5 separate regions of the Mus musculus genome follow, and all the other regions are linked to region 5. A link is a loop called in an ENCODE intact Hi-C map of the cell type or tissue named here. Cell type or tissue: left cerebral cortex. All regions are shown on one strand.

The links. Hi-C counts contacts between places; a loop is a spot of excess contacts. Peaks named below come from ENCODE experiments on the same cell type or tissue, not always from the same donor. Only the 100,000 strongest peaks of a DNase experiment are listed, where the experiment ranks them.
Region 1: a loop joins it to region 5, with 9 times the contacts of the local background. A loop is called at or near these places in 7 of 42 quality-filtered maps.
Region 2: it touches region 5 in a loop (8-fold over the local background); 24 of 42 quality-filtered maps call a loop at or near these places.
Region 3: it touches region 5 in a loop (2.9-fold over the local background); 2 of 42 quality-filtered maps call a loop at or near these places.
Region 4: it touches region 5 in a loop (4-fold over the local background); 10 of 42 quality-filtered maps call a loop at or near these places.

The regions. Positions count from the first base shown.
Region 1 is chr17:70,520,649-70,525,648 of GRCm38, reverse strand. All of the region lies in intron 2 of Dlgap1 (DLG associated protein 1), which reads right to left. Among named protein-coding and RNA genes, the nearest start is that of Gm46581, 84 kb to the left of the region's middle. In left cerebral cortex, no CTCF peak of the experiment used is centred here; DNase peaks (open chromatin) are centred at 2,007, 2,322, 3,483 and 4,021; H3K4me3 peaks cover 4,455 bases; H3K27ac peaks cover 4,534 bases.
Region 2 is chr17:70,630,922-70,635,921 of GRCm38, reverse strand. All of the region lies in intron 3 of Dlgap1 (DLG associated protein 1), which reads right to left. Among named protein-coding and RNA genes, the nearest start is that of Gm46581, 26 kb to the right of the region's middle. In left cerebral cortex, a CTCF peak has its summit at 2,258 (motif pointing right); DNase peaks (open chromatin) are centred at 781, 2,243 and 3,732; H3K27ac peaks cover 3,798 bases.
Region 3 is chr17:69,560,361-69,565,360 of GRCm38, reverse strand. No RefSeq gene overlaps it. Among named protein-coding and RNA genes, the nearest start is that of A730049N16Rik, 87 kb to the right of the region's middle. In left cerebral cortex, CTCF peaks have their summits at 699 (motif pointing right) and 2,033 (motif pointing left); a DNase peak (open chromatin) is centred at 2,010.
Region 4 is chr17:70,680,944-70,685,943 of GRCm38, reverse strand. The region is part of intron 5 of Dlgap1 (DLG associated protein 1); the gene reads right to left. It overlaps Gm36746 (a long non-coding RNA gene), which reads left to right. Exons shown (of 5, transcript XR_003952404.1): 2 at 3,610-3,797. Among named protein-coding and RNA genes, the nearest start is that of Gm36746, 34 kb to the left of the region's middle. In left cerebral cortex, a CTCF peak has its summit at 1,930 (motif pointing right); DNase peaks (open chromatin) are centred at 1,937 and 3,159; H3K27ac peaks cover 1,316 bases.
Region 5 is chr17:70,427,569-70,432,568 of GRCm38, reverse strand. All of the region lies in intron 1 of Dlgap1 (DLG associated protein 1), which reads right to left. Among named protein-coding and RNA genes, the nearest start is that of Dlgap1, 5.3 kb to the right of the region's middle. In left cerebral cortex, CTCF peaks have their summits at 1,998 (motif pointing left) and 2,683 (motif pointing left); DNase peaks (open chromatin) are centred at 1,986, 2,662 and 4,472; H3K27ac peaks cover 1,072 bases.

The DNA of each region.
Region 1 (5,000 bases), 93 kb before region 5:
ACGGGAAAGGTAAGGTAATGCCTTTTTTACTTGGATCAATGAAAAGAAGGGGGAGGGGGAGGTTCCTTACCTCATAGCTATTCTTCTGTGGCTATTGTGAAATGGTCCAATTAAAAAAATCTGATTTCATAAATCAGAGATCAAAGACCTCAAAAGCATGCATGTGTTATGCAGGCGTGTGGGAGGCCAGGTGCCTAAGCGGAGGTGAGGTGGATCCACACCCCCGTGTACAGAATAAGCCTTACTATGCTTCAAAGGTAGTTTTTCCATTTCATCAGCATGGGTTCAGCTTTCCAGTTCATGGAGAACAATGATTATAAACTCTGAAGGGACTGGAACAGTGGTCTAAGATATATGAAGTAAACATTGCGTATCTAGAAAACTCAGTATAGAAGCCTCCTTGGCTCAGACATCAAGTATGGCACAGCATTAGACTTGAAGGAACAAAGAGGAGCATCTTTAAAGGCGAGCCCTGTATTTTCTTACATTTGTAGGATCAGAGCTTCAAAAAAAAGTTCTTCTCTGTTTATGAAGGTGATTCCCCAGAGAATCCAAATTCTAGAAATAAGAAATTGGTCCAAAGAAGCATGAGGAATATATGATGCCCTCCTGGGCACCGTTCTCCCTGTTACCTCTTTTGATTGTGTTAACATTAATCAAATAACTCCCATGTCATGCTCTTTCAGTTACAGAGAGAGGGCTCAAGTGTTGAAGAATCCGCTAACTTGGAAATCATTCCAACTGGGAATTGTTCACGGACAGAAACCAAAGCTCATTCCCACTGTCCTTCTAGCCTAAGAACATAGATGAACGTGTGTGTGTGTGTGTGTGTGTGTGTGTGAGAGAGAGAGAGAGAGTATGTGAGTGAGTGTGTTAGTGAGTGTGTGTGAGTGTATGAGTGTGTGTGTGTGAGAAAGAGTATGTGAGTGGGTGTGTGTGAGTATATGAGTGTGTGTGTGAGAGAGAGAAAGAGTATGTGAGTGTGTGTGAGTGTATGAGTGTGTATATATATGTATGTATGTGCATGTGTATGAGTGGGTTTGTGCATGTGTGTGTATGTGTGTGTGTAGAAGAAAAATGCCCTCTGTGTCATGATGCCACTCATGTGACATGTTATGGTCTGCTGGTGGGGGTGAGGGTCTTGAGAACTAGGTCAGTGGGTCCTACAAGCAGAGCTAAAACTGCATCTGCTTTTGTCCCTTTAGACAAAAGTATGGGTTTAACTCTTCAGATGAATGAGTACTCTCTACAGCAATGTCATATAACTCAATGCAGATTATGAACATTAACTTAATTATGCCTGAAAAGGGAAGATTTTTCCCTCTCCACCAAACTTCCCTGGCAAATGACAGAAAATGTGTTAAGTGGTATTGTGATTTTAAAACATATGGAATTTGAGATTCCTGTGTCTTAGAGTCATAATACATGGCAACTCCACATGAGTCAATCCTGCCTGTGTTCTCTGGCCATGGACCCTAGCAACACACGCTCTTCCAAAGTGAGCAAAAATAAATGATACTGAGCTTAATTAATCGAAAGGTTGATTGCACTAAACTCTAAGTCACAATGATCCACTAAAAGACACTGAACTCCAAAATGGAGAAAAATAAAACCTAATTCCAAACCAAAATCAGTGTGTCAGTGCTACATAGACCACTTACACAAGCACACACACATACACACACACGCACACACACACACTCACTTACACTCATACACACATACATACACATTCACACATATGTACACACACATTCATACACACTAACACACATGCACACACACACATCTACACATACACTCTCACACAGGCATGCACACACATGCACAAACCCACTCACACTCATACACACTCACACATATGTGCACACACTCACACACACCTGGAACAAGAAACTGATATATTCTGCTAGTCACATGTCACCCTGTCAAGTCTTGTATGCTACAATCTCAAATGCACTAGAGTTTAAAGATGAGTCTTTGTCCAAAAGACCAGTAAGCCCTTAGTTGTCATCTTTAACTGTCATCAACTAAGCAGAGCTCCAGGGAGAGCAGAAAAGGAGAAACCAAGTGTATGGCTGCTGAGTGGTCCAGGGCTGGATTTTTACAAATGTTTACAGAAACCTCTGGCTGTGGCTCACCAGTTGCTTTTACTGCCCAGTAACAGTGATATCAGGACATCAAGCTGTTGACCAAGAATAATGAAGTTTCCTTTAAGAGGGCTTTTCTGTTATCTCATAATGTCCATCTCCCTCTGCTGACCCTTTCTGGACTCTTGATTTCTTAGAGTATTTTTGCCAGTTGTTCTTCACTCCCTATTAATAGGACAGAGACAACTCTGAGAAGCATGGAGAATCAGAGTAGAGGCAGAGAGTGGCAGAATTGCCAGGGTGCTGTAGGTGGGCAGGACCCCCATGTTCTAAGTTAGCACCTAACCAGAGTAACCTTGTCCTTGTGTCTCTGTGGAGAGGCATCTCTTCTAAGATCAGTGAAAAATAGGGAGGGAATTGTATAAGCCACAGATAAAATATACTCAAGTTCCTTAGCAATACAAATTAAAAATTAAAAAAAAATTATTAATGTGGTTGACAAGGTTTTTAGACAAGGCAGCCAGCAAATCAACTACTCACATCATAAGCAGAATTGCAGTGTTATAAAATTGATATAAAATAGTTAAATCTGAAGCAGTATAATTTAAGTTTTCAGATGAGAAAAAAAAGAAAGAAAAGAAAAGAAGAAAAGAAAAGAAAAAAACTCAGTCACAAAAAGAAAACTCCCACCAGGCAAAGATGGAAACAGTCTTGAGACAGATTTGAAAAATAAATGTACCTGCATTTTAAAATAAAATCCTAAGCTCACATTTGCTGGGAATGTTTCTTTAGGGATCTTTGCGGGCTATCATGCAAACAACAGAGGAGACAAAAACAGAAACTGCTCCAAAACAACAACAACAGCAACAACAGCAGCAACAACAACAACAACAACAGCAACAACAATCCCATCATCCAGAGAATTAAATTCTGAAAAGGAAGATAAAGCGCTGAAGATTCTTGGTCAGAAAAATGACCGATTACACTCCAATCAGCAGACATTTACATCCTCTAGTCCCTCATCAGACTCAACAAGACCACAGGAAGCAGGATTTCAAGAAGCCCCCAGGCAGAATGACTTCTAGGCACCTGATGTCCCCACCTGATTCACACCGTCTATACATCCATTAGTTTGTTAGCTCTTCCCGACACACTAAGCATTGCTTACAGAGAGGAAAGAAAATAACAGCACAACTGAAACTCTCCTTACGCTCTTGCCTTTGCAAAAACCACTTCCAAAGCAGCAGCTCTCATCCATCAGATACAAAGTAACAAAAGAGTTGTTTATACCCAAACCTGGTCAGTCCTTCCATTTCGGGAAACTTGCACGCAAACTGAAGAAACCCACTCAGCCTTAAAAAGGTCGATCATTTTGTTGCCTACAGCTTCATCTCTGAGAGCTCTGGCTTCCTCGATCCTGTCTGCGCTCTCTCGCTCGCTCCCTCTGTGTGTCTCTCTACTTCCACGGAGAGGGAGAGGTTTCCCTTCCCCTTTCCTGTTTCTGCCGCTGGATGAAGGATGAATGCTAAATACAAGATTCGAAGGGATTTTTTTTTCTTCTTCTTCTTAGGCAAACAGTTGGAAATCTAAAACCTTTCTCTTCCGAATGGCTTAATATGCCACTCACTCTGCATAGAACATTTATAGAAAGAGGCATAAACACAACCAAGAATTCTACTTAAAAAAAAAAAGAAAGAAAAGAAAAAGAAAACAAGCCTCCCCCAAGCCTATTCTGTTTACTTAACTATTAGCACTTACCCTGAGGTGTGCCATAAATGCTCTATTCCAAATGTACAAAAGCCAACCACATCTCAGCTGAGAATTAAACAGTTTTAATGTCTTCAAATCCATGCTCTTGCTCCAAGCCCTGATACAGGCAGTCACTGGCAGCTGTACAACAGTTCCCAACGGCAGACATCTGATTCTTGACATTTAAAAATAACAATATTGGGGGAATGGGGAGCCTTTTTTTTTAATTAACTAAAACAGCTTGTGAGTGAGCACATATTACCCATTGAGTATATTGATTACAGCGTACAGTGATTGCAAGCCAGTCATTGTCAGTCACAGGTTAGACACATATCGACCCCTCAGCTCTCAACACAGTCATGACAAGAAGCTGCCTTAACTTCAGTCTGTGTGAAACTCTCCAAAGACAGAAGATGCATTTTAATACTTAAATTCCATTTGGTGACTATGTATTAATTAATATTCTTCAGTAATTCACTGGTTACTCATCTAGTTTGGAATCAAATGGGGAATTTTGCTTTCCTTTCTGCTGGCAGGCTAATTCCATGTTGGCATTCTTTTCTTGGCATGGGCATGTTGCAGGTCGAATGCACACAAGTTTGTTTTAGAGGAAGACAGACAATAAAATAAACCATACGTTAACATCTACATCTGAAACATATTAGAGACCTGGAGAGACCTGGGGTCAGCTGTTGGCTGTCCTGTCTACTCTGCATTCTTTTGTGTCTCTGTCAGCTTTGTCTGTAAAGCAAAGGGAGACCCTGGGAAGAAGTAATAGTGGAAGGGAAAGAGGATGAGTACAATACGAATTTGTTAGGCAAATAGATAAAAATATCAACGACCAGTGAACATGAATATCAGAATGGAACTCCATTTTTGTTTGAGAAAAAGTGAAAATATTTGAAGCAAATGTAATCTTTTTTTAAAGTTGTTTTGAGTATTAAAGGAGATCTAGATGGTTTCTAACACATAAAGGGCATGCGATATAGGTCCTCTTTCTGTATGTGGAAAGGGTAGGGATTGACCCTGGTGAATGGAAAGAATTCAGACTTTAAAGGGAAAATAGCAGTCGATTTGCCATCTTGCTACGTGCCCTTGGTCGAGTTATTCGATATAGTTCCCTAAATTTTTTTTCCTTGTGAAATGCTTTTTAAAATTTCA
Region 2 (5,000 bases), 200 kb before region 5:
ACTGTGGGAGGCAGGAAGGGAAACCAGAGAACTGGAGAAAGGATATATTTTCGTGTTGACACATGCTACGTTTGTAGCTCCATGTGCTTTACAGAATCTTAAGATGGAAGTTTGGTTCAGAACCATTGCACTTGCAGACAATCTAGGCATGTCTGGTCTACAGCTGCATGCGTCTGAAGGGAGGGATGAATAGTGCAAAACACGGAAAATCATAAACTCACTCGAAACACTACACACCACGCATACACGCACACACATGCACACACGCACACACGAGTTGTACAGGTCCATGCACATAAAGTTGATCATAGGTCTTGCATGTAAATTTTGTACATGCATGTAAACACATGGTGTTGCTATGTGGTTGGACACGTCCAACAGAGATAGTACAAGCTACCAAAAAACATCTGACATTGATAATTTTGTGCCGGAGTAAGTAGACTCATGTTACTTTCCAATATTTCAAACTTTGGTCCTAGTGAATTGGGGTCTCTGTGTATAGCAGGGGTGATGTTAAGGATCTGCTGTCAGGAGTGGATTCGCGGACCTGGTTAGCACATTGTGCTGACCCTGAATCAGTTTCCTCTTCAGAGTTGGTCAATGCTGCAGTAGATAGAAGTCAAGGAAGGCAGGAGGAGAGAGGACAGGGCTGGCATTCCCTGATTATTCTTCTCCATGTCTTTGGTAAGGCAAGTGACTCTTAATGACCAGACTGGTTCCCTGAACACTGTCCCTTTCTTGCCTACATGGCACTGGCTGTTAAGACACAAGAAAACCAGAGGTAGCCACAGGAAAAGGCATTTGAAAGGCAACACTGAATGTAGGTGAAGGCACACACACCCACTGTATTTTCCCTCAGCTTTAGCTGTACAGACTTGGTGGTTTTGAAACTCAGAGGAGTAAGCTCTCATTCATCCCAGCAACAACAAAACAGTTTCTAGGAAATGCAGAGTTGTCTACTTCACAGATTTTGAACACGAGCTGTAACTGCCCATAGTACAAGGCAGGGACACACTTTCAAAGCTTTGTGAGCAAAACAGAAATGTGATCTGTGAATACACTATCACTTGAATAGAAACAGTATTTAAATGTCCACATGCATTCCGACTCAATCAATTAAGTACAAAGAGAATAATAACTAGTCTTGCTGGCTTTCCCAGTTATGCCCTTTGGGGTTGAAAAGATGAGTTCTATTCACCTGTATTAATTTCATGTTGAGGTAAATTATACTAATTTCTTGTGCTTTGGGCCATAGAGAATGAAAAAGAGAATTGTCTTAGGGTTTTTATTGCTGTGACAAAACACCATGACCAAGAGCAGGCTGGGAAGGAAAGGGTTGATTTTGCTCCCACCTTCACATCATAGTTCATCATTGAAGGAAGTCAAGACAGGAAGTCAAACAGGATGGAAACCTGGGGTAGGAGCTGATGCAGAGGCCATGGATGGGTGCTGCTTACTGCCTTGCTCACTATGGCTTACACAGTCCTCCTCCTCCTCCTCCTCCTCCTCCTCCTCCTCCTCCTCCTCCTCCTCCTCCTCCTCCTTCTTCTTCTTCTTCTTCTTCTTTTTTATAGCAATCAGGACCACCAGCCCATGGGTAGCATCATCCACCAATGAGGTGGACCATCCTACATCAATAATTAATTAAGAAAATGGTTGCCTGAAGCCCAGTCTTCCAGAGGCATTTTCCCAGTTGAGAGTCCCTCTTGCCAAAATGACTCTAGCTTGTGTCAAGCTGACCTAAAACTAGCCAGGACAATAACATTCACCTGTTGAATATGGATTAACCTCTCCGCAAGGCATCACTGAAGAGCCTTTTACTAACACATGAAAAGGGACAAAGCTTTCTGGTTAAAATGTTCTTTGCTGTGGTAGCAGCAGAATTAAAGACTGTACACTACTGAAGCAGAAAATTCCAAGATCACAATGAGTAAAGCCCACGAAACGCAAGTGCTGTGGAGCCCCGAGGGGAGAGAATTAATGCACAAAGCTCCTCTTTCAGGGGGCCAGGCTAGACTATTAAGACTCACTCTGTCCTTCCCTCTTCTGACCCCGGGAGCCCTCCTCTTCTGCTGTCTTCATGAACCGGCCTTTGTCTCCCCTCTAATGAAAGAGGCGCTTATGTTCTGTCCTGCTCTCTCTGGTGCCCAATAGAAGCCCAGTGGTGGGAAAAAATAACTGTAGGTCTAGAGGAAGACTGGAGTGTTTCCAAGGTGACGCACTCTGGTTTCCAGGACATCGCTGGAGTGTCAGTTCCAGAAAGCGCCTGAAGGGGGTGGTGCATACTGAAGAATTAGCAGTGGTTGGTGCAGCCACAGAGGAACCTTCAGGGAAAAATGCAGGGTAATTTTCTCACTCAGTTTAAAAAAAAATGTTTGTTTCATGGGTGATTTCATGAAAGAGTCAGAGGACATTAGGAACTTGAGTTTCTGTGATTATCTTTTCTAAGGCTTCCATTCGTCACATGAGGATTAAGCCTTACAGATAAGGAGTTAAACCACAAAGCTTTGGGTTTAAGTAGCTCCTGAGCAGAGTTGATGCCCAGGCTGAGATAGGGTGACCACCTGCTGTGCCGCAGAAGACTTCTAACTAGCAATGGCCAGCTTTGCTGAAAAGATAAGCATCCAATGGTAAAACAGCCCCAGACTCTCTCCCACTCCCGAAATAACATTTCTATGGTTCAGGACAAAAAATGGCCAACAGCCTTCAGAGGAAGACACAAAATTGAAAGTAGATAGAAGTATGAACGCAGTGCTGTGTTTTATTGTTTTACCATGGGGTCTGATGTAAAAGCAGCAAAGGTTTTCTTATTGCTCTCTGTCTCTGTCTCTGTCTCTGTCTCTGTCTCTGTCTCTCTCTGTGTGTCTCTGACTCCCTTCTTCCTCCCTCTCCTCCTCCTCCTCTTCCTTCTCCTCCTCCCCCTTCTCCCCCCCCCCAACCATCTCTATGTTAGGAATTCTGGCTATGTAGTCATGGTTGGCCTGGCAGTCACCCTCCCTTGTTCTCTCTCAGAATCATGTCCTATTCTTCAGTTGCTATCGTTATTCTCTCTCTCTTCTCTCTCTTACTTTCTCTCTCTCTTTTTCTCTCTCTACACACAAACACAATTTATATATTTATTTCCCTGGCATCTCTTCATTGGCCTATGTACAATTCATTTTTATAGTTTCTAAATATTTGTGGACTTTCCTATTTCTATTATTTAATTAAAGGGCAATTCTGTTGATCAGGACATATATACTGTATGTCTTAAATTATATATATTTATCATATATACATATAGTTATATGTACACACAAAGAGTGTTTAAATATATAAATATGTCCTGCTCAGTCTGTATACTGCTATTTGTGTATACGTGGTTTCAGGGCTGGTCACTAGTATTGATCACTTATTGGGGGTTCATCCCTGAAGAAGACATCTTCCTGGTCTCAGTATTTCTTAGGTTCCCCATGACATCCAGCATTTCAGTTGGTGCTGTACTTTTTCAGGTCTGGTTTAGGCCACCATGTTGTTTGGGTTCCATGAATGTAGCTTCCCTGTGGTTCCTTGGAGACACAATGTCACTGCAGTTTTCCTGATCCTTTGGCTCTTGCAATCTTCCAATCCCTTCTCCCACAGTGTTCCCTGAGTCTTAGGTGCAGGCACTGTGTTGTGGGCATCTGTCCTCATGCCCACAGATGAGTGTAGCTCCCAACCCTCATAGAAGTAACTTCTCTTTACCTCAGAAGGAAACCCTTAAGGGAACCACCAGCAGTCAACCGCAAGAGCAAGTGTAGATACCCAGCCCTTGCTGCCAAATCTCCTCAGTGGGCGCACTGACATGCAGCCCGAACTCTCCTCTTAGAACGGCCTATCTGTATTCAGAAAGTTCTGGCAAGTCTGGCTTTCATTTAATTCTAGCAGTTATAACATTTCCTTCCCGACTTCTTCAAATCTACGTTTGTCATTCAACAGAGATTGCCCCGTCTCCAAGAATTTGTGGAGTGTCTGCTATTTTCCTTGCTATTGACCTCTGGTTTTGTTCCTTTGTCTTTGTTTTAAATTATCTTTTCTTTCACTGTCGACTTTAGATGTTAGCTTTGTTGGATGTAGCAGTCTTGGCAATTATTTGCTTTGAGGGCTTGAAATACATTGTTCCATGCTCTCCTGCTTTTAGGGTTGCTGGTGAGAGACCCCATTATTCCAACATGAGTTGGTATTTTTATTTTCCTCATAGTGTTTTTTTTTTAAGTTTTTTGTTTTATTTATGTGTGTGCTTATGTGGTGTGTCTCTCTGTGTGTACGGACACGTGTATGTGGGACCACCAAAGACCAGCAGAGGTTTCTGTACAGCTATAGTTACAGACATTGAAAGGTCATGGAAGGACTTTTCATGCCTGCCACTAAGTAAAGAGAGTGGAGAAGGTTAAATAGCAAATAAGATATTCGACTATTTTATTCTAGAGGGAGAAAGACTAGGCAGGGAGTCTGGGTAAATGATCGTGAAGGACTTGGGGAAGAGACACCCAAGAAGGGAGAAAACAGATTTCCAGGGCAGCGAAACTACTTTTTTTTTAATGACTTGACAATTGTTGGATATGACATTATTTGTTTGCAAAGCCTTTTGAATGCACAAGATGGAGTGTGAGCTGAAAGATGAGCCGTATCAATGAGGTCTGTGAGCAGGCCACGGATTCTAACAGTACGCCGTGCCTCTGGGAGGGGGTGGGGTGGAGAGGACAGCTGTGGGTGGGGACAAGAGAGATATGGGAATCTTTTGTATTTTTTCTTCAACTTTGTCCTGAACCCATAGGTACATTAAGTCTACTTTTAAAAGCTGAAAAATTAAGTCTACTTTTAAAAGCTAGAGAGAGTCTGTAAATTGGGTCCATTGTGCTGTGAACCTGGATAGAGGCAGTGACGGTCATCCTCACTGTGAGAGAATCGCCATCAGAGGTTGTACTGGATGTGTGAGTATGTGAGTCTTTGTCCATTATAGCAACCAGGCAAACCTCTCT
Region 3 (5,000 bases), 870 kb after region 5:
TAAACAAGAGGGAAGACTGAGGGAGGAACCTTGAATCTCATTTTGAAGGCAGAATAAAATAGTCATAAGAGGCAGATGGAGGGAGGGAACTGGGAGGGAGGGCAGATGGGGAATTCGGGATCAGGTGTGGGGAAGGTCAGGAGTGACAGCTCAATGGCCATGAAAAATGAGTGGATATCTGCAACTGATGGAAGGGGGAGGTCAGCTCTAAGATGAGACAGAGACCTGGGGTAGAAGAGGTACCCCAGAATAAATGGGGATAACCTTAGCTGTGACTCACCACACTGGGGATATGCAACCTGAAGAGGCCACCTCCTGTAGCCAGGCAGGAACCCTAGTGGAGTGATAGAGACACCAACCTACCCACAAAACTTTCAACCCCAAAACCATCCTGTCTACAAGAAATGCAGGCATGGGGGATGGAGCAGAGACTGTGGGAATGGCCAAGCAATAACCGACCCATCCCATGCGCAAGCACCAATCCCTGACACTATTAATGATGCTCTGTTTTGCTTGCAGACAGGAGTCTAGCATGGTTGTCCTCTGAGAGGCTCCACCTAGCACCTGACTCAGACAGATGCAGACACCCACAGCCAAACAGTGGATGGGGCTTGGGGACTCTTATGGAACAACAAGAGGAAGGATTGTAGGCCCCAAAGGGGATAGGAATTTTTTTAAAAAATTATTTTTTTTACTTCTATGAGTACACTGTAGCTGTCTTCAGACACACCAGAAGAGGGCATCAGATCCCATTACAGATGGTTGTGAGCCACCATGTGGTTACTGGGAATTGAACTCAGGACCTCTGGAAGAGCAGTCAGTGCTTGAACCATTGAACCATCTCTTCAGCCCAAAAGGATTATTTTTTTTATTGTTTCATTTATTTACATTGCAAATGTTACACCCCGTCCAAGAGTTTTTCATACTATCCCCCTCCCCTTTGCCTCTGAGAGGGTGCTCACCCACCCCACCCCCTCACCCACCCACCCTTAGTTAACCACCCTCCATCCCCCTTCCCTGGGTCAGCAAGTCTTTACTGGATTAGACTCCCACTGAGCCCAGACAAGGCAGTCCTCTCTACATTATGTGCCAAGGGCCATGTTCCAACCCATGTATATTCTTTGGTTGGTGCCTTAGGGTCTGGAAGCTCTTAGGGGGTCCAGGTTAGTTGTTCTTCCTATGGGGTTGCCATCCCCTTCAGTTCCTTCAATCCTTCCACTAACTCTTCCATTAGAGGTCCTCAACTTCAGTCCAATGGTTGGCTATAAAGTATCTGCATCTGTCTCCGTCAGCTGCTGGTTGAGTTTCTCAAAAGCCATGCTTGGCTCCTGTCTGCAAGCAAAACATGGCATCAGGAATAGTTTCAGGGTTTTGGTACCTGTGCATGGCATGGACAGGTCACTGATTGGTCTTTCTGTCAATCTCTGCTCCATTTTTGTGCCTGGATTTCTTTTAGTTGGGGACAATTCTGGGCCAAAAAGTTTGAAGGTAGGTTGGTGACCCCTTACCTCCACTGGGGGCTCTGTCTATCTACTGGAGATGGTCCCTTTAGGTTCCATTTTGGCTAAGGTCATGCCCCATTGAGTCCTCGTTTGCCAATCTTAAGTGTGCCCTTACACTTAAGGCTAAACAAACCCTCCAAGGTTTTACAACTTGGCTGGAGTGGGTCCTGGCCTCACCGCATTTGCAGTTCCCTACCAGAGCTTTGAGGAGTTGACCGCCTGCTCAGCTTGCTTTGCTACTCAATCCAGCTGAAACAAAGGATGGGTCTGTGGGTTTTGCCTACATGAACGCAGAGCTGAAATTTAAAGTTTGAGCCTTGATCAGAAATCTTTGTCTTGGCTTCATCCTTCTCTTGCCAGCCCGTCCTTTTTCATTTCCAGCCCCCCTTTCAAGTAGACCCAGTTCATCCATGGTTGCTGGACAGCTACACTTAGGGCTGGCCAGTTCCCTGAGCATATAAGGGAGACCTTGAAATGCAGCAACTGTTCCCATGGATCTTCCCAGATCACGTCTGCCATCTAGTGGATACATGTACTACCTACACCGAGGCTGAGCACAAATGTCCATCTAATAGCCAAAAGAATGTGTTCCCTTCCTTTAAAGGCGATGGGTCCTGTAAATGAGAACCTACACACATGGAGCAGCTGAAGTGGGGGATTATAAGCTGGATTTTTCCCCTCTCCTGTGAGTCAGTATCAGTAGTTTGTGCTTGCCTGCTTGTTTCTACTGTCCCATTAGATAAACAGACCAAATTGTAGATATTATCTAACTTGGCAGACTTCGAACTATTTTCAGTTTGGGGCATTCATAAGGTTGTTGAGAATATTATGTATAAACCTTTTGTGGACAAGTGTTTCCATTTCTCATCACTAAACAGACAGAAGTAAAACCCTTGAGAGGGGAGGGGGATTGAAACTTGCCTTGATCACATTTCCTAGCAAGGTCATTGTGACCTTGACAACCAAGGCCAATAAGCAGAATCTCTGTGTGTCTGAAGCGAGAAGGGGTGCATCTAATTGACACCATGATGCTTTGGAGAGCAATTGATCATGTGATGTTGTGGATTCTCACTTGGGAACTCAACAAAGATGCTTGCTTGCTGTTAGCTTCAGTTGGTGGTGTTGGGGTTTCTGACCAGCCTAGCTGGAAAAGTGTCTGGCGAGGCACTATACCACCCCTGGGTGCTTCTAAAGCCTTAGAGAAAGTTGTCACTGTGGACCTGTGAACTAAGGATGTGTTGTTTAGCAGACTTACATAGAGCTAAGGAGTTTAGCTTTCTTCTTGTAATAGAAAATAAAAGCACGTGTTCCAGCTCACTATCTACCCGTTGGGCGCGGCTCAGAGTATCCTGTTCTAAAACTGTCTTCTTATACATTGGCTGGCCATTGTGTTCTAGCTAGGCTCTGTAGAGGACTCTGCAAACAAGGGTCACTTAGTCTGCACTTGAACCTTTTGTTTAGTGATTCTTCTTTTTCTCAGACACTAGAACTAATGACTTACATGGTCCTTGAAGTGTCCATTGCTTGCAATTCCTCCTACCTCCTACACAAAGTCTGGTAAGAAAGACTTATTCTTGGGAGATAATAGGAAACTTCTCTCAAAGGATTCGAAACACCCAAATTTGAACTCACTGTGTGGAATATCAACCGAGAGTTTATATTGTGCAACAGATAAGAGTTTAACAAGAAGCCACTGTATAAATGGGAGCAGAGGACTACAGGTTGAAGAGAAATATTCTCAGTGGATGCACTTCTGCAAGTATAATATAAATTCAGTATAGATGGGTCAGACTATCAGAGACAGAGTTCAAATCTGAGATCTTCTCTGCCCTGAAATCTCTTCCTATTTCATTCCTCTTTGTCTGCCTCCTGCTTCTCTCTTCCTGCCCCAGAAAAGTGGGATGGGGTCAGAACCTACTGACCTAGAGCCTGTGCAAGAGTGGGATGGGATCAGGACCTACTGACCGAGAGCCTGTGTAAGAATGGGATGGGATCAGGACCTACTGACCGAGAGCCTGTATGGTGCATCCCTCTCTTGAGTTCTTTCCCTTCCCTCTCTCTTACTGGATACAGTCAGATGGCTCTGGGGGTCTAGAGGTCCCCTGCTGGGGGTGAGAGACTAAAGCAATGCTGGCTTCCATTTCAAGCCAAACCTTAAGAACCAACACTGTGAACAGCTTCCAGGAACTGGTAAGTGATGCAGAAGATGGGTCCCCAAGAACGCAAGATCTGAAACCCTCACGGTGGCTAAACGGGCAAGCAAAACCATGCCCCCAGTTCCAGAGGCCTGGTCAGCTGCTCTGTGTACCTGGGCTGGGAGTTGGGCACTGAGGACAAGGCCCTAACACCACTTACTCGTATCAGGTGCTGCTCCTCACCAACAGAGGACTAAAAGCTGTGACTTGTGTGGAGCACATGGGTCTCAGAGATGTTTATTTGATCTGCAGTGCAAACCTTGGGCCAGCCTTTTCTCTGGATGTCTTCTCTCAATACAAGGCCCTCCTAGGTCCTTGACAGATATCTATTGGTTTGGGACAAAATCTTTGACAGTAAAAACACACATTTTCTGAGCCATGTCTCTTTCCTCATCCATCAGCAACCTATGGACCAGGTTCCGAGCTCTGAGGTACCAGCCCCTCAATATCCTTTCCCTGATAGCACTGCCTGATCTACAGATGCCATGCAGGTGACAGGTCAGAGCTCAAATACTGGATTCCCTTGCAAACCTGAATTTTGCAGCATCCAAAAGAGCAAAATGGCTTCTCTTCTTCAATTACTAGAAGCAACCACAAGTTTTAATTTTTTAAGGTTTTTTTTTTTTTTTTGAGACAGGGTTTCACTTTGGTATCACTTTGTAGACGAGGCTGGCCTCGAACTCAGAAAACTGCCTGCCTCTACCTCCCAAGAGCTGGGATTAAAGGCATGCGCCACCACCAACCAAGTTTTCATTTTTTAAGACTTAAGTAAGCCTTATCCAACGCAGTTTGTGACTTGACACATAGGAGGGTTTGTGTCAGATATGATTATATGTTTGGCCATCTTTTAAACCAACAGGAAGAAAAGGAAAAGCCATCCCATGTCAGGCTTAGATGGTTAGATGAGATTTTCTGTGTGCAATTTCTCTGAGCTATATTAGCACAAGCTCACAAGATGCCAAAGAGGCTTAAAGGGCTGTTAAGCCGTGTCCAGGTGAGCAAGCTCATCAGGTCCCCATTAGCAGAGTTAGCATAGTGCTTCAGGGTCCAGACAAAGCCATCCATAGGGGTTTCAGCAAATAACTGAATCACAGGCATCTTAGCAACCAGAACTGAGACTGCAAAAAGCTCAGTAGAAGAGTTCTCAGCCTAAATAGGACATACATACAATACTTTCCTCCCAGGGCTCGGGGATCTTCAGGGAAGAGGAGGCAGGAAGGTTTTGAAGAGCCAGAGGTGGTGGGTGACTTCAACAAAACAGCATTTTTCAGGTAAAACAAGGCAGGTACCGATGTAAACCTCA
Region 4 (5,000 bases), 250 kb before region 5:
TGAAGGTTCTTATGGCCTCCAGAGTTCAAACACAATTTTTGTCATTTTAATTAGAAGTTTATTCTTTTACCAGGCATCAGAGCATCTGGTGTCGAGGCACAGTGAGATCAAGAACCACTGCTTTTCAAGGTTGCTCAGGACCTTTCCCCGTCTATTTACCCTGGCGGAGGCTTAGCCTGGGAAGCCGACGCTTCTGCAGTGGAGGGTTTCCGTGTTAGACCCGGATGCTCACATGCGGAGCTGCTCGCTAGCCCCTCAGCAACCAGTCTCCAATTACTGTCCTGTTGCAGAGTTCTGTGCTCAACTCCTGTCTCTAACCAACTTCGTCAACTTTCCCCTTCTCCTGTAGGAAATGAAGATGTATCCCCTCCCCCAACCCCGACATTCTGATTTGTCTAGTGTTCCAGAGCTAGTGATGAAGTGGGGCTGGGAGACGGGCAGGACCATGGTCTAGTTCCATAGTTCTGCATGCGGAATCTCAAGACTCTGGTCATGGTAATGAAAGCCATCAGTCTGGCTGCAACAGAGCCAGCATCTGGGATGGCCACTAAAGCTCTTCAGCTCTTCACTTGAGGGATTTCTGGTTCCTCAGAGTAGAAGCCACTGCTAAGGTCAAGGGAGAAACATGAGGCGAAACGTAGTTTCTCATACTTGCTTTTCTTCTTTCCCACATATATAAATCTGCGTGGTGGAAAATGTACAACCTTTAATTACGTTGCACAGAACAGAAACTAGTTCAGAAATGGATCTTAATGTGGAAGCAATCACGGCTTAGATGTCAGCGGGTCAGAGTAGTGGGGATGAGATGGTTATCTCACAAGAAAAGGGAAACCCAGCTCAGCATAAGCGACTCATGGCAACTTGGAATATGATTATGCACAGGGTCATGATTCCTCCATTGTTCAACAGCTCAAGTTGTGGTGCCCCACTGCATTTAAAGTTCCAGGAAAGAGTTCAAGGTGGGAGTTGTGCCTTTAGAGTGATCAGGCCGCTTGCCAGGACAAGCAGAAGCAAAGGCTATGGGGTGGGTACTTTTGGGTTTGTGGTAGCAGACCACCACAGGACTTTAGAAGGTGAAAGCTGGATGATTCTGGTTGCTTGCAACCATTTAAGAAAAGGATTAGGAGAGAGGACACGGACCCTGGGACCAGATGGTGGATCGAGGCATCCCCAGCACTAAAAGGTCTTAGGCTCCAAACTGCAGAATCTTTTTTTTTTTTAATCAGATATTTTCTTTATTTCCATTTCAAATTTTATCCCCTTTCCTCATTTCCCCTCCAAGCCCCCATCCCATCCCCCACCTCCCCTTGCTCCCTAACCCACCCACTCCTGCTTCCCTGTCCTGGCATTCCCCTACACTGGGGCATCGAGCCTTCACAAGACCCAGGGCTTCTCCTCTCATTGATGTCCCACAAGGCCATCCTCTGCTACATATGCTGCTGGAGCCTTAAGTCCCTCCATGTGCAGAATCTTTAAGGTGCTGGGAAGGCTGTGGTTTGGGAACACGGGGATGGGGGGGGAGGTGTTTGGAGTGATCCCAACCAAGGGTTAAACTCCCCGAGAGCTGGCAGGCTTTCATCCTTGAGTTTTGAATATTACTGTATTGATTTCAAACGCTGTTGGGCAGTATAAGGGAAAAGGTCAGAGAACATGATCATAATGGCGAGAGAACCACAAGAACTACAGGTAAACGTGGCGAGGCGGAGTGACCGGGGTGACAGCAAAGACAGAAATCGCCGGAGACGCTCCGAGAGGGAAGACTGTCTGCATGTCTGAACGCGTGTGGAGAGTGTCAGGAGTGTTCAGAGTGAGGAACTGCTTTTTCTTGTTCTCCTTTAGCAGAGATAGCTGTTTGGAAGTTCACCAGCTATGGATGGACACATTCCACGGCTGGTGTTCACGCTTTTCCCATGCACATAAACATAGCGGCCACCAGAGGGCGACGTTGCGCGCGACCAAGCAGCGATTACAGCTGGGATTACTTCTGCCTACATTGCCCAAATTCCTCTCACAAAGTCCCCTTCAGGCTTCTGATCTGACAGTTTCCCCTAGCACCAGGCATGGGTCTCTTTGGGCAGTGACACCAGCAGGAACATTCTGGCTGCTTTGTAAATGTAAAAGCAAAATGCCGAGCTCACAGAGAGGATGGTGGCCTGCAGACTCACCCTATGGTGTTTCCCAGGAGCAACAGGCAGAGCTCCCTGGAGGCCTCCCCCCCCCCCCCAAGTTGGGGGTTGTCTGGACTCGATTCCTCATGGAGTGTGTGCTCTCTTTCTCTCATTAAAGAGAATTTTAGTTCCATGATTCAGAGGGAAACGGTCAGTTTGGGAACCCATCACTAGATTTTCTTTTAAATTCCCTCTAAATAACTGAATTAAGACGTCAGAGTGTGTGCTCGGGTTTATGATCCCAGCTGAGCAGCATGGGGGTCGCAGGGCCTTTGCTTTGGGAGGAATCTCCACTTGGGGTTAACCTTCACCCTGTTAGATCTTTACTTGGGTGTTTCTGAGTTGCTGTCAGGAGACCTGGAGGAATGCCTGCAATTAGGACAAACCTTTCCAGGACTTACTAATGTTGGTCTTTGAAGTCTTTTGGATATTTTGGGCAGCTAACATGGAAACAGGAATAATCAACCTTTAGAGTTCTCTAGTTGAGGATTCTAGAACAAAGTAAGAGAAGACAGAGGTGTGACTCTAAAGAACTGTTTCTGTAATTTAGTTCACAAAATTCAAGGGAGAATGTGATCAACAAATAGGAAAAGGGAATTCAGATAAAAAATTTCATTCATTCATTCATTCATTCATTCATTCATTCATTCATTCATTTTGCATCTGTGCAAACAGGCACCATGGTGCATTTGTAGAAGCCAAGGAACAATTTGTGGGAGTCAGTTTCTCTCTTTTTACCATGTGGGTCCTAGGGAATGAAATGCAGGTCACTAGGCTTGGCTTTAAGTCACCTCCTGAGCCATCTCATAAGCCCCTATATTTTTTAAGATGGTGAACGTGGTCCCCATGTTGGCCAGGCTGGCCTTAAAGGATCTTACCACTCAGGTGCTGGGTCTACAGTCATGCCCCACTCCTTCCAACTAAGAAATGCAGATATTCATTAGAAGACAAAGGCACACAGTATGGTAGGGTTTAATTTTTTTGGGCCAGACAGACTTGTTGGCATAGCGATTTTCGCAAACCATCTGCGAGGCTATCTGAAGAGAATCTAAAATAAATGAACGAATTAATCTGATTTATTTTGAGGAAGGAACCATCTTCAGTGTTTCAGACTGCTTGTTGATGTAAGTGGAGTCTGGCCTATTTACTTTGGCCACAGTTTAACTCGCGTTATCTGCTGGAAGGAGTTTGCCTTGACAGTTGGCTAAAAACACAGTGCTCAAAGAGATGATTGCTCTGAACCATCAGCAAATGGGGGTGGGGTGGGGGTGGGGTGAGGGTGGGGGTAGGGCAGAGCATGGTTTCATGGAGTGCCTTCAGCAAAGGAGGGCTAGGACCTGCTTTTATGATGCACCCTCCAACGTTAATACAACTCTAGACTTAAAGTGACAGTTACTCTAGTACAGTTATTAAGGACTCCTTTTTTTTTTTTCCACTTTAGGAAATGTTCTGGTTTGGATGGCAAGCAAAGTGGCCATTGGACTTGTCTCCATAGTCCCTGAATCTGCTGACAGATGAACACAGATGGGGCCTTCTGTGACCAAGCTCAGGACTTTCCTGTTGGCCTCCCTGGAGGGTTCACACACCCACAGCTCCAGAGCAAAGGCAAATGGGGAGGGCAGAAGACAGGTAGGTCTCTTACCCAAATTGCTTCTAGATACATACCACATTGGACCTCTGGGATGTTCACAGAGCTTCCCCTCCCCTATGCTAATGATTGCTCCCTAGTCTATGGCACTACTGATGACAGCAAAACCTTCAGGGGGTGTGATCTAACGGAAGGAAGTTAGGTCATTGGAGGTAGGTCTCTGGAAGATATATTGGGATGCCAGCTCCTTGGTTTCCCAGGCTGCCTTGGCTCGTCATGTGGGATCATAAGTGCCTCACCAACACACGCTCCAAAAACATGAGCTAACTGATAAAATCAACCATTATCTCTGAAACATGGACCAAACTAAGCCTTTCCCACTTTAAGTTGATAACTTCAAGTGTTTTATGAATGGGAATCTAACACAGTATGAGAAATTCTTTTAGAGATTTATTTGTTTTATGGATAGGTGAGTACACTGTAGCTGTCTTCAGACACACCAGAAGAATGCATTGGATCCCATGACAGATGGTTGTGAGCCACCATGTGGTTGCTGGGAATTGAACTCAGGACCTCTGGAAGAGCAGTCAGTGCTCTTAACTGCTGAGCCATCATCTCTCCAGCCCCAAAGTATGAGAACTTAACAGAAATCCTGGTTCTGAGTTAGGAAGTATGGTCATAAGCCCAAGAAAGCCTGTACAGTGGAGATGCGGGAATAATGCTGATTAATGGCCCGCTGAGTGACATTTGATATGGGTGCATAGAGAAATTTAGCAGACTCAGATAATGGCTCTGGGACTCCAAGGCCAAGGCTACAGAAGCAAGAAGGACAGGAAAGGAGGCCCTCACTGAACCCCAGTCTCACCTCAGTTCTGTGGTGTTGGTTACCTATACTCAACAGGATGTTAACTGTAAAGTCCCAGAAATTCACAACTTATAAGTGCATTTATTTTTATGTTTTTTTTAATTTATTATAAGCAAGTACACTGTAGCTGTCCTCAGATACTCCAGAAGAGGGCATCAGATTTCGTTACGGATGGTTGTGAGCCACCATGTGGTTGCCGGGATTTGAACTCAGGACCTTTGGAAGAGCCATCTCGCCAGCCCCTATTTTTATGTTTTTATAATGTGTGTTTTAGTACTAGGAATCCAATCAGGTCCTTGTGCATAGCAGGAAGAATCTTACCAGTCAGCTATATCCCTAGTCCTTGGCTTTTTAAAATTTTTTTAGAGAGGGCTTTTCT
Region 5 (5,000 bases):
TTGTCACATGATGTTAAGAATTAAACTCCACATTTTTATGCAATAGCAGATGTCTCCCACGGAACCACACAAAAGCCATCAGACATGATGCAGGAAACATCAATGCCTAACATTTCTAAGGAAAGTCTTCCTTAAAGGGTCACTTCCTTTGGATTTGGGGAGGAAGTTATGAATCAAATAGACACACACATCAAAGCAGAGATCCCCCCCCCCCCCCGAGGTGATCTACAGCTTTCAGGGTCTGTGATTCTCCATGGCTACCACCACCACTTGGGTCTCTGTCCCCTTCTTTCTCTGGGTGGCTAAGATCAGGCTCTTGCTGAAGGGGAAGAGGCAGGTATGGGTGTCCCTGACTCTGTTCTTCCTCATCTTGGTGTTCTGTCAGTGGACTGTGGTTCCATCCAAGACAGCAGCTCCTGAGGACACCACAACTATGCTTCTTAAAGAACTAGTCATCTTCTTGGCTGTCCCTATAGGCCTGTGGCGGTGACAGCTTCTTACTGGACACAGTGCTGCGCATTCCAGCCTCTCCCATTACTTTCCTTCCAGCCTGTCCACTGCATATGAAAATAATCCCTGGTTTAAATTCATTGCAACCTTATTGTAAGTGAGATTCCTTCCCCACAATTCTGGCTGATATGGCGGAACCAAAGTTATCGAAATCCTGATAGAAACTACAATGAATTGAAATTTCGAGTCACACAAACATGCGTCCGAATCGCAAGCTGCTTATTATGCATAAAATGCCAAGAGATTAGGCCACTGAAATTCCAGGTACAAAAGACCTGAGCAAATGAATCAGAACCAAGCAGGATTAATGGTATTAATCACGTATTTTCATAATCACCCCCACCACCTGCTGCTAATGACACATTCCACACAGACTTCGAGAAATAAATCACGAGAACTGTGTGGAATGAGGAATCGGAATTTAAGTAGGTCAGAGAGGAGTTCAGAACCCAGCTCATGTAGTAATCAGAGAGTCTAGTTACACTCTCTCTCTCTCTCTCTCTCTCTCTCTCTCTCTCACACACACACACACACACACACACACACACACACACACACACTGTGTTGTTGCTTGTCTACTGGAAGAGTCACTGCATATTGAGGTTGCGGACGGAACTCAGCTAGATTTTGACTCGGGCATCAAATGCTGTTGTTATGGCCACATATGAATTCTCTATGGTCTGTGCCCAGCACTACATGTTCTAGCACAAAATCTCTGTGGACAGACTGGTGTGTTTTTAAAGTGAACTATAAACCAGGGAAGGGTGGCACGCCTTCACAGTTTCAGCACTTGGGATGGCTGAACCAAGGCAGGAGGATGGATGAGTTGGACGTCGTCTGGGCTACACTGTAAGATACTATCTTAAAACAAAACAGTAAAAACAAAGAAGATATGTTTCCCCTAACTGAACCATCAAACAACAACAACAAAAACTTGGCAAGATTTTAGAAAATTGTAAGTTTCTATAGCTTTGTTCTTTAGTTTTGGCATTTTAGTTTGTTCCTTTTTTTATAAGGCAGTGGGCTAACATCCAAGTTTACTATTTAACATATTTTTTTGAATTGGAATTAAAACTGAGTTGCGTTGAACTAAGAATGAACTAAGAGAGAAAGCTGAAGGCTGAGAATAGAAACTATTCTCAGGTAATATCAGAAGCGACAGAGTTGCCAAGATGCTGGGAAGACAGTGTGAAAAGGACAGAGCTTGCAAGAAGATGCAGCTTCAAGTTGCATGCTGTTTCCGCACACACTAGAAATTGCTACCCTTTAACAAATTTTATGATTACTATTTTTAACCATATCCACTTTTCCTCTTTTTTTGGGGGGGTGGGGAACAGCAAGAATAGTTAAAAGGTATTTCTTTCTAGAAAAGATTATGAGCTAGTTCAGAGTTTGCGCAAACTTCAGAAGTCAGCACGAGAAATGTTACCACATCCCATAGGCCACTTTGAAATCCCCAGAGAGCGCTTAGCTGACAGCACTGCCCCCTGGTGGTATTTTATGTTGTTGCGTTGTGAGTAAAGATTTAAACCCGTTTTCAACACAAAACAGTTAAAAAAAAAACAAAAAACAAACAAACAAACAAAAAAACCAACAACAACAACAAAAAAAAACCCGTACTCTTATTTGACGGCGACTATTATCTTCCTGTGGGATATTAGAGATATATAATATCTGTGGTATGGATAAGAAGAGCTTAAGTTCCTGGCCCCCAGACTGAATCTATCTCTCTTTTAGGAACCCATCTCTGGCCGGACAGGTGGCAGAGACCACGGTCTCATTGTGAGGGTCTAAGCACCTTCTAAATCCTTCTGAAAACAGAAACTAGGAAACACTTATCTAATAAAACAACCTTCATGAATTTATGGTATGTCTTACTCAGACTCAAGCGCAGAACGGGGTTTTTTGTGTTTTTTTTGTTTTTTTTTTTTAATCTTCTTTTGTCATTTGTCAATTTTCTGTGCTCTGAAGATGCCTGTGTCTACTCACACACCCCCGCACACACACCACCGTAAGAGTAGATCCTGAGACACCCGAGCGGGGGTAAGGATAACAATCAGCTCACAATTCCTTGCAGTGTGTTTGGCCTAAGCATGGCGAGCTTGGGATATGCATGTCGCCCTTAATTTGAAGTCCCTTGGCATTCTCCTCTTAGCCTTGCTGCGCCACCTGCTGGACAGATACGCACAGTGCTCTCATTTTACCGTTGATTCCTACAGATTGCTTTCAATTGAATTTTGTTTTATGATGATGTGAAGCTTCATGTGACTCTAAAGTAAAATTTACGAGATGAATCTGGTGACCATCTCTCTGTTATTTAGTCTGGCTCCTTCTTCCCGAAGGTACAGGTTTATTTTTAAATGCTGTGAGTCTTTTTTTTATTAACATATCAATATATTGCTATAAAACATTAATTTCTATCGGTGTGTCTCATTCTCCCTCGTTAGGTAAGTAAAGAATATTTTACAGATCCCTGTCTACCTAGAAAAGTGAGCATACACACACACACACACACACACACACACACACACACACACACACACACACATATATATATATATATATATATATATATATATATTTGTTAGTTTGTTTTGTTTTTTTGTTTTTTGTTTTTTGTTTTTTTTTGAGACAGGGTTTCTCTGTATAGCCCTGGCTGTCCTGGAACTCACTTTGTAGACCAGGCTGGCCTTGAACTCAGAAATCTGCCTGCCTGTGCCTCCCGAGTGCTGGGATTAAAGGCGTGCCCCACCACCGCCCGGCATGGGCAACACTTTTAAAGGCATCACTGTTACTGGCTTCTGTTCAGAGACAGGATGGCTGTCTTCACAGATCCACAGCTCCTGATCTGCGTCCTTTACTGGCCATTCACTATGTGAGAGATGCCACACTACAGACGGCTCTGAGATCTATGGCTGTCTTTTCTCTTCTTAGGACACATTTACAAACACAGAAATCTCCCTTTTATCTATGACTCATTCTCCTGATGGTTCAGCCACCCATAGTCACACGCAGGCCAAAAACATTAAATGGAAAATTTCCAAAATACATTTCCTAAGTTTAAAATTAGGTATTATTCTAAGTACTGTAATTAAGATCAATCCTTTGTGTTGCCTGAGTCCATCCAATCAGGGATATGAGTCATCTGGTTATAGGTTATTTATGCTGTACAGTCTACTTGCTTCGTGTCAGCAGAAAAAGGAGAGAGAGAGAGAGAGAGATGAATATGAATGTATTGTTTATATATTTCATTCTGGTTTATTATTACATTTTATCTCTTACCATGTTTAGGTTCACAGACTCAACTTTAACATTGGTATGAGTATAGGAAGAAAGAGCATCTAGACTTCAGTGGTACCCATGGAGCCAGCAGGGACCTTGGAATGTAACCCCATGGCTAATGGATCCTTCTCCATAGCCTTTTTCCCCCACATGCCTCCTGGTGCCTCTCTTCTTCTGTCACATCTATCTGGCCTTTCTCTTTGTCTGTTTGCCCCCTAAGCCATCTTCCTGCTCCATTTGGATTCTATTTCCCACATTTATTCCTTAACATGGGGGTTGGTTAGAGAAGATGTGTGCTGAGAGCCCCTTTTCAGTGTCTGCTGGGCTCAGGCTATCCCAGCTCACAGGGTTCTCTATGTCCACCCACATACTATAGCCAGAGAGATTTCAACTGCTCCTCCCAGACTGACCCTCCAAGCTTTGTGGCGACAGCTATGATGACTTTAATTTCTCTGTCTCTTGGCGGTAACAGGAAGCCCCCAGCCTTCCTTTTGTCTTTTGTAACACATTAGGAAAGCCACTCATGCCATAGTATAACTAATAGTTCATGCAATCTGCAAATATTAAAAAAACACACACACACACATTTGGTTCAAAGTGATGCAGTTTAGTACTTCTGTATCACTGAGTCAGCCATGGGGTTTTGTTTTTGCTGTTCTAGTTGCTGTGCTTCTGTGGAGTGGTTTGGAGAAGTAAAAATTCTTGTCGCGTTGGCACCGTTTTCTAGAGGAAGCAGCCAAAACCATAGTCTTTTTGTCATCAGTATCCGTGTGCCTGTCTCGCTCTAGCGTGCTTTCTGGGGCACTTCAGATGCCCTTCCAGTCATAGCAGGTGATAGCCTATTAAACCACGGAAAATATAACCTGAAAGTGGATTTTACACTCGTAACCTCCCAGACAGCTTGACCTCCGCTTCCTTAAAATACACAGCGTATTTACTTTAGCCTACGGTTGGACAAAAATCATGACACAGAAAATCCACTTAATAATAAAAATGCTTTTATGCCATATAATTTGGTGAATACTGACTATGGAAAGCAAAAGCCAGATCATAGCATAGACATGCATTTGCAATACTGCAAAGTTTAAAAAAATGATTAGTCAAACGGGAACCATTGATTTGTTGCTTAAACCATGTGGTCACACCCGGTCCACACATCTCAATACTTGGATGCGCCACTGTACTAACCTCCACAGTTTGGTCTACGT